Regions from separate parts of the Homo sapiens genome. Here all the other regions are linked to region 1. A link is an interaction called in ENCODE POLR2A ChIA-PET data of the cell type or tissue named here. Cell type or tissue: A673. All regions are shown on one strand. Region 1 overlaps LINC01035 (long intergenic non-protein coding RNA 1035). Region 2 has its middle 200 kb from the start of LINC01720. Region 3 has its middle 230 kb from the start of LINC03121.

Region 1 (2,500 bases):
CAGGATGATGGCAGCCAAAATTTTCAATAAATATTGTATAATAATAATAAATAATAAGAGCTCAAAAAGTATACACTATTGGTGTAGCAGTTTAAAGCCTCCAATGCATTATTTTACTCATTACTTGGTTTATGTAATGACCTTTGAATAAAGAAAAAGTCATTTTCAACACTGTTTAAGAGAAATTGAAGAAGAAAGCCACGCATCAAGTTATTAGAAGTAAAATTTAAGCCTCCATTTTGCCTAAGAAACATTGCCTATCCGAAATCCTCTAAATCTATTTGCTGTAAGCATGCAGGTTTTGGTGCAGACATTATCTAAGCCGATAGACTCAGCTACACTGTATATTTTTATCTTTCTGAATCCAAGCTTCTCTGTTATGCCAACCTATAACACTCACAAAATTCAAATGTTACTTGGGCTTCCTGCAAATGTAAAAATTTTTCGGTCTATTAAAAGTTTTGATAACCTTAACGCTTTGAAGGATACGGATGTTGTACTTTGAAGAATATCTTTCAATTAGGGTTTATTTAGGGTGGTTTCTCATTATTAGACTAGAGTTTATGGGTCTTGTAGAGGAAGATCACTGACATAAATTGCCATTACCATCACAATTTATCAAGGGTAGATAGTATCAACATGAGCTATTACTGTGTACATTGACTTGATCAGCTAGTTGAGCTAGTGTTTGTGAGATGTCTCAAGCATAAAGTTATCATTTTTTTCTTATTTTCCATACTGTACTCTTTGGAAAGAATTCGCTATGCACAGTCCATCATTTATGAGGTAGAAAGTTTTGTTGGAGGCAGAGTATCTACATAAAGTATTTGGAATTCTTCACATCTGTTGTCTGTTCCCTCCCTTCCTTCTTTTTTTCCCTCCTTCCCTCCTTGATTACCTGGTTGATTGTCTCCTTGATCCTCTTCCTTTCCTTTCCTTTCATTTTCCTTCCTTCCTTCCTTCCTTTCTTCCTTCCTTCCTTCCCTCCGTCCCTCCCTCCCTCTTTCCCTCCCTCCCTCCCTCCCTTCCTTCCTTCCTTCCTTCCTTCCCTCCGTCCCTCCCTCCCTCTTTCCCTCCCTCCCTCCCTCCCTCCCTCCCTCCCTCCCTCCCTCCCTTCCTTCCTTCCTTCCTTCCTTCCTTCTTTCCTTCCTTCTTTTGTGCATGTGTTTTGTTATGGATTTGTGAATATTTAATTTATACTTTGAGCTATAGCCCAATGCTATGCTAACTTAGTTTTTCTTCAAATCATTTCTACTTTGGTCATTGGGAGCTAAATCAGTTGCGAGTTATGACCTTTTGTCACATGTAATCATCGTGGATTTTAAAAACTTCCTCACTTTCTGGCACTATGAGATGTTTCAGGTTCATCTTGTATATTTCCTGTCCCAGCCCTTGAATTACCAATTTCTTCCAGGAGTCCTTTGTTTTATTGGCAAGTGGATGAGAAAATAAGATCTAAGTGCTAGTTGTGTTCAGTGGTACAAAAATTGCACGGGTCCTCTTGGCTGACAAAGAAAGGAAATATATGTCTGTATATTTACATGTTTGTAAATATTTATATATGTATATATCTGTATCTATATTAAGCCCTGCGTAAGTTCATACTTAGGTCTCTCAACAATTACAGTACCACATGCATCCTTCTCTAATGATGAGAAACCAGTTTCCCACCGTATACCATCTATTACTTAATTGTTCAATTTATATTTCACATTTTCAGAGTTGTGAGCTTGTACTCCCATGGAAAAATGCATTTACCAACTACAGTACAGTGCCTTCTGTCTTTTGACTGAGTTTCCATTTATCTCCTAAGTTAATTAAATATGCGTCTTTTTCTTCACCCTTCCATCCATGTCTTTAGGCAGCTTAAACTCATTCTTTTTTATCACTGAATAGTATTCAATTGCATAAAGATATCACAGGTTTTTACCCATTCTCCTCTCCTGTCAAATGACATCTTTGTCGCAACAATGAATTATTTTTGGCAATTATGAATAAAGCTGCTGTAACCATTTATTGTCAGACTTTATATGTACATATTATTTCAAATCAGTTAAGTAAATACTTAGGAGCATGACTGCTGGATCTTGTAGTAGGACTATTTTTGAAGATCTTGAAGAGAAAGACACTACCATACAGCCAATGATTGTCTTATTCAAAATGCCAATGCTTTTATTGTAAAAATAATTTCTTTTAGAAAATTGATTTGCTAAACTACTATGTGCAGAACAGTAACAGCCCAAAACTTTTGTCAAAGTTACAAAGCTGATTTACTGTACTTTTTGTGAAAGTACATCTGTTCATTTCTAATGTGAGAAAATCATACAGATTTACATGCCCACATTGAAACTGATCAGCACATTTAAAAATCATATGTTGCAATTTAAGGCTTAGTTTTCTCCCTTTGTACTTCTGATAATTGTGAATAGAAACATCACATTTCCTGAGGTGTAATAATGTATCTTGGAAAAATCAACATTTATGGTCATGAATTGCAATA
Region 2 (2,500 bases), 1.8 Mb before region 1:
TTGAGTATGACTTTGTATGTTTATTTTCTATTTGTTTATGTAAGCTGAAGTGTCTATTTAGATCTTTTGCCCATTTTTAAATTGGGTTGCTTGTTTTCTAATTGTTGAGTTTTACAATATTTTTTGTATATTTTTTATTCAAGTCCTTTATGGGATATTCGTTTTGAAAAAAGCTTATGAGTCTGTACTTTAAATTTTTTAAACAGTATCCTTTGCTACTAAGATGCTGTTATGAGCAGTAGTTTTTAACTTAGTAATATCTAGTTTATCACTTTGTTTTTTCTGCCATGGGTTATTCATCTAGAAATATACTTAAAAGCTCATACAAATCTAAGATCACCAACATTTTCTTCTACAATTTTTTTTTAAATTTTATGTTTTACATTTAATCTGACAATCTATTATGAGTTAATTTTAGTGAAAAGTATAAGGTCTTTTTCTAGTTTTTTGCTTCTCTGTTTTGTTTTGCATAAGGACACCCAATTATTCCAATGCCATTTGGTGAAATGATCAGTCTTCTTTTATTGAAATGCCTTTCCTTTTTGTCAGGTGACTGTATTTCTGTGGGGCTGTATCTCAACATTTTTTCCTGTCTTAATGCTTTAGGTATCTATCTTTTCACGAGAACCATGCTGTCTTGTTTGCCTTAGCTTTGTGGTATGCCTTGAGATTGGGTAGAGTGTGTCTTCTAACTTTGTTCTTCTTAAGCGAAGTAGTATTGATTATTCTAGGTTTTTTGACTTGTCTTATAACCTTTAGAATCAGTATGTCTACACCAAGAAAAGTACAATTTGATGGGATTTAGAGAGAGATTTTGTTGAACATATGTATAATTGGTAAGAGTTGATATCTTAACAACATTGGGTATTCTGATCCATAAATAAATTATTATCTCTCTGTTTATTTAGATTTTTGTGTATTGCTTTTATTAGAGCTTTATAGTTTTCTACATGTATATGCTGTACATATTTTGAAAGACTTATACCCATTTCCTTTTTTGCGTGTGCTATTGTATTTTTAAATATCAAATTATAATTATTCATTACTGGCATATACAAAAGCAATTGACTTTTATATTTAAATCCTGTACCCTGTGATCTTGCTATACTCAGTTAATCATTCCAGAATTTCTTATTGTCATTTCTTTGGGGCTTTCCTCATTGACGTTCATGTTGTCCGCAAACAATGCAAGTAATTTTTTCTTGCTTTCTAATATGTAACCTTTATTTTTTTCTTATATTGTACTATGTAGGACTTCCAGAATATTATTGAGCTTCCTTCCTTCCTTCCTTCCTTCCTTCCTTCCTTCCTTCCTTCCTTCCTTCTCTCTTTCTTTTCTTTCTTTTTCTTCAGAGTCTCACACTGTTGTCTAGGCTAAAGTGGTGTGATCTCGGCTCACTGCCACCTCCACCTCCCAGGTTCAAATTATTGTTGTGCCTCAGCATCCTGAGTAGCTGGGATTACAGGTGTGTGCCACCACACCCAGCTAATTTTTGTATTTTTAGCAGCCACGGGATTTCACCATGTTGGCCAGGCTGGTCTCAAACTCCTGACCTCAGGTGATCCACCCACCTTGTCCTCCCAATCCCATGCTGGGGTTAGAGGCATGAGTCACCATGTCTGGGCTCATGATCTTTATGAAGCTGAGAAATCTTCTCTCTACTCAGTTTACTGAGAGTTTTGTTTCTTTGCTTGTTTGTTTTGCGTGATTGGGTGTTGGATTTGACATTTTTTTCCTCTGTCAATTGGTATTGTCATATGATTATTCTTCTTTGTTATGTTCATCAGTGGTGGATTACACTGATTTTTAAATATGGAACTAATACTACATATCAGAAAGAAATCACACTCAGTTTTTTTTGTATAACTCTTTTTATATACTGTTGAATTCAACTTGCTAATACATTATTAAGCATCCTTGCATCAGTATTAATGAGAAATACAGGCCAATTGTTTCTTTTAATAATATCTTTACCTGATTTGGATATTATAATAATATTGACTTTAAGAATCAGTTAGTAAGCATTTCCTCTATTTTCTTTTTCTGGAAGAGATTGTGAAGAATTGTTATCACTTCTTCATTTAGTGTAGGTAAAATTCAACAGTCAAATAATCTGAATCAGGTGCTTCCTTTCTTAAAATGTTTTTAATTATGGAATAATTTTCTATAATATTAATAAATCAATTCAGATTACCTATTTTTTCTTGTGTGAATTTTTGTGATTTTTTTCTTCCAAGAAAGGTGTACCTTTTATTAAAATAATCAGATTTGAGTGGACTAAGTTGTGTGTGGTAATTCTCTTAATATGACGATTCCTTTAATACATCAATAGTGATAACCTACCTTTCATTTATGAAATTGATGTGTGTTTTCTGTTTTATTTTTGTTTTTAATTTGGTTACTTTTGCTAGCAGTTGCTTTTCTTAATCTTAATAAACATATAATAGCTTCAAAAATTTATTTGTTATATTTCTGTTTTGTTATTTAATAAAAAATTAA
Region 3 (2,500 bases), 530 kb after region 1:
TTAGGGAGATAAAGAGATAGATATACATGAAAATTAAAGGTGATCTGAATAAAATTAAAATGAAATACATAGGAACCTGGGAATTACCAAAAATAACTATTATTAAAAGAGATTTTAAATCACATCTTAATAATTTATTGCACATATCTATCTTAGCATAAATGGAATACATTATTTATGGATTTCTTTAGATCAGTAGAACTCTTCAAAATAAGAAGATGGATATAAAGGTAGACTTTAGTGTATTTTGATTCAAATTTCAATAATGGAAATGAGTTATAAGTTTTACTATATTCTGTTGATTAAGTGTACTGTAAAAGTCTCCACCATCCATTACATTTTATTCCCTAACTGCCTTAATGTAGCAATTAGAAGTCGATTAGAAATGTCCAAGAACAATAATACTTAAAGATCAATTAGGAACCCATGCTGCTAGAAAGATTAAATATTTACTAAAATAACAAGAGCCTTGAAACTAATGGTTCCAACTTCATTACTTGAATACATTTTTGAACTGCTATTTTCTGCCTCACTTCACTGTAATTGCAAAATGTAATAGTAGCAGTAAATGTTTCAGACTAAAGTACATAAAAGGCGTAAAGCTTTTAGGTCATAATGACACTTGTTTAGATATAGTACACAGAATCACAAGCAGTTTTTGTTACAAGTATATAAAGGTCTAATTGAAAAGAAAACTTTGTAATTATATTATTTAAGACTAATTATATTTAATTCAATTGATGGAAAATAAAGCTACTACGTTTATTTCTTATGAAGAAAACAAAATTAAAATGTGTTGGACTACTTATTATGCCTCGGTAATTTACATGGTAACAATAAAGTCAGAGTTATATGAAAATTAAGTTAAACATTTCTAAGAAAGTTGTTTCTAACTTTCTCTCCCATAAATGTTGCTGCCATTAAAAAGTTTTAACTATTAAATTTGTATATATTTTGATGATTTACTGCATAGATTATAAGGAAGCATTGAGGTATTTTTAACAGTGGCTTATAGACATGATATAGTTATACTTCTGAGGGTAAGTTTTGTTCACATACAAGCAGAACTATTCCGTCAACATTCTCAGAATAAGGAAAAAATCAGCATGCATGTAGTCACACGCAATAGCCACCTAAGTGACACGACTTACGTCTGGGTTACTGGGATACCAAGGTGAAAACCTTAAAAAAAATGAAAAGAGAGAGGGGGAGGGAGGGAGGGAAGAAAGGAAGGAAGGAAGGAAGGAAATAGAAATCCAATACTGAATAGATGGAAGGAGGGAAGGAAGGAAGAAAGGAAAGAATGAAGGAAGGAAAGGAAGGATATAGAAATCCAATACTGAATAGATGGAAGGAAGGAAGGAAGGAAGGAAAGAAGGAAGGAAGGAAGGAAGGAGGGAGGGAGGGAGGGAGGGTGGGAGGGGAGGAGGGAGGAAGAAAGGAAGAATAGACATAGAAATCCAACATTGAATAGATATTTGGTAAGGGCCATGTCCTAGAAGGAAAATATACAATCATTTGCTATATGAGGCCTCCCAGGAATACTCAAAAAGAATTCTAGTAAAGTGGGAATGATGCTTATCTTTCAGAGAGGAAAAAAAGAACAAAGGTCATTTGAATAATGAACCTTAACACAGAGAATTGTCCCATAGATACTGTACATTTGAAAAGAGAGAACATTATAATTATTGTTAATAACAATATGATGTATATCAAGTGTTTTACAGAATGTGGGACATGATTTTCATGTCCCACCAAATGAGCCCAAAAAAAAGGTTTATTTAAAATAAAACAAATATGTTTAGTTGGAATAATCTAACATTGGTACATATACATATCAAATTTTCCATTTTAAAAATATTAAATGTAACATTTTTATAGTAAAATAGATTAAAAGTAATATGCACTCAGAAAATTATTTTTTGGATTATTTGTTCGATGATAAAGATGAAAATAATACTCCAGGTCACATTTTTCTATTAATCAAACAAAAGTATGAGAAATAAGATATTTTCATTAATTAATCCTTGCACCTTTCTCAACATATATTTATGCTATGTAAATTTCAATATGTATTTAAATCCTACATTTCTCACAAAACATTAGTAATTTGTAATTATATACTGACGCATGCATCAGAAAAGCCTAGTCTGAAATGAATACATTCAAATCTTTATCTGACTACTTCATGTATTTCCAAAATGCATGATATTTAATCTCCAGAAAAATCATCCAGATGATATTTGACATAAGTTGCAGATATCCCAATACTTACAAGATGATGACTCATTAAAATCTATGTCATTAACTAATAACCAGTACTCAGGTAAGTGAAAGCCATTTTGAAGACAAAAATTAATTAATATGTTTATCAGTCCTGGTTATCCAGATAAATGAGACTAATGGGATAAATATAGATACTTAGAAGGAGATATTTGTTACGGGCATTGGCTCATGCAATTGTAGTAGATAGGAAGGCCTACTATCTGCCTTCTGCAAG

Evidence for each region. ChIA-PET counts read pairs that join two places held together with the same protein. Peaks named below come from ENCODE experiments on the same cell type or tissue, not always from the same donor. Only the 100,000 strongest peaks of a DNase experiment are listed, where the experiment ranks them.
Region 2: POLR2A ChIA-PET joins it to region 1 with 17 read pairs; 1 of 35 experiments calls an interaction of 5 or more read pairs at or near these places.
Region 3: POLR2A ChIA-PET joins it to region 1 with 5 read pairs; 1 of 35 experiments calls an interaction of 5 or more read pairs at or near these places.

The regions. Positions count from the first base shown.
Region 1 is chr1:188,976,970-188,979,469 of GRCh38, reverse strand. The region is part of intron 1 of LINC01035 (long intergenic non-protein coding RNA 1035); the gene reads right to left. Among named protein-coding and RNA genes, the nearest start is that of LINC01035, 73 kb to the right of the region's middle. In A673, no CTCF peak of the experiment used is centred here; DNase peaks (open chromatin) are centred at 799 and 1,339; H3K27ac peaks cover 2,164 bases.
Region 2 is chr1:190,822,268-190,824,767 of GRCh38, reverse strand. No RefSeq gene overlaps it. Among named protein-coding and RNA genes, the nearest start is that of LINC01720, 200 kb to the right of the region's middle. RefSeq lists a silencer at 522-722. In A673, no CTCF peak of the experiment used is centred here; a DNase peak (open chromatin) is centred at 1,277; H3K27ac peaks cover 1,713 bases.
Region 3 is chr1:188,445,753-188,448,252 of GRCh38, reverse strand. No RefSeq gene overlaps it. Among named protein-coding and RNA genes, the nearest start is that of LINC03121, 230 kb to the right of the region's middle. In A673, no CTCF peak of the experiment used is centred here; a DNase peak (open chromatin) is centred at 1,172; H3K27ac peaks cover 919 bases.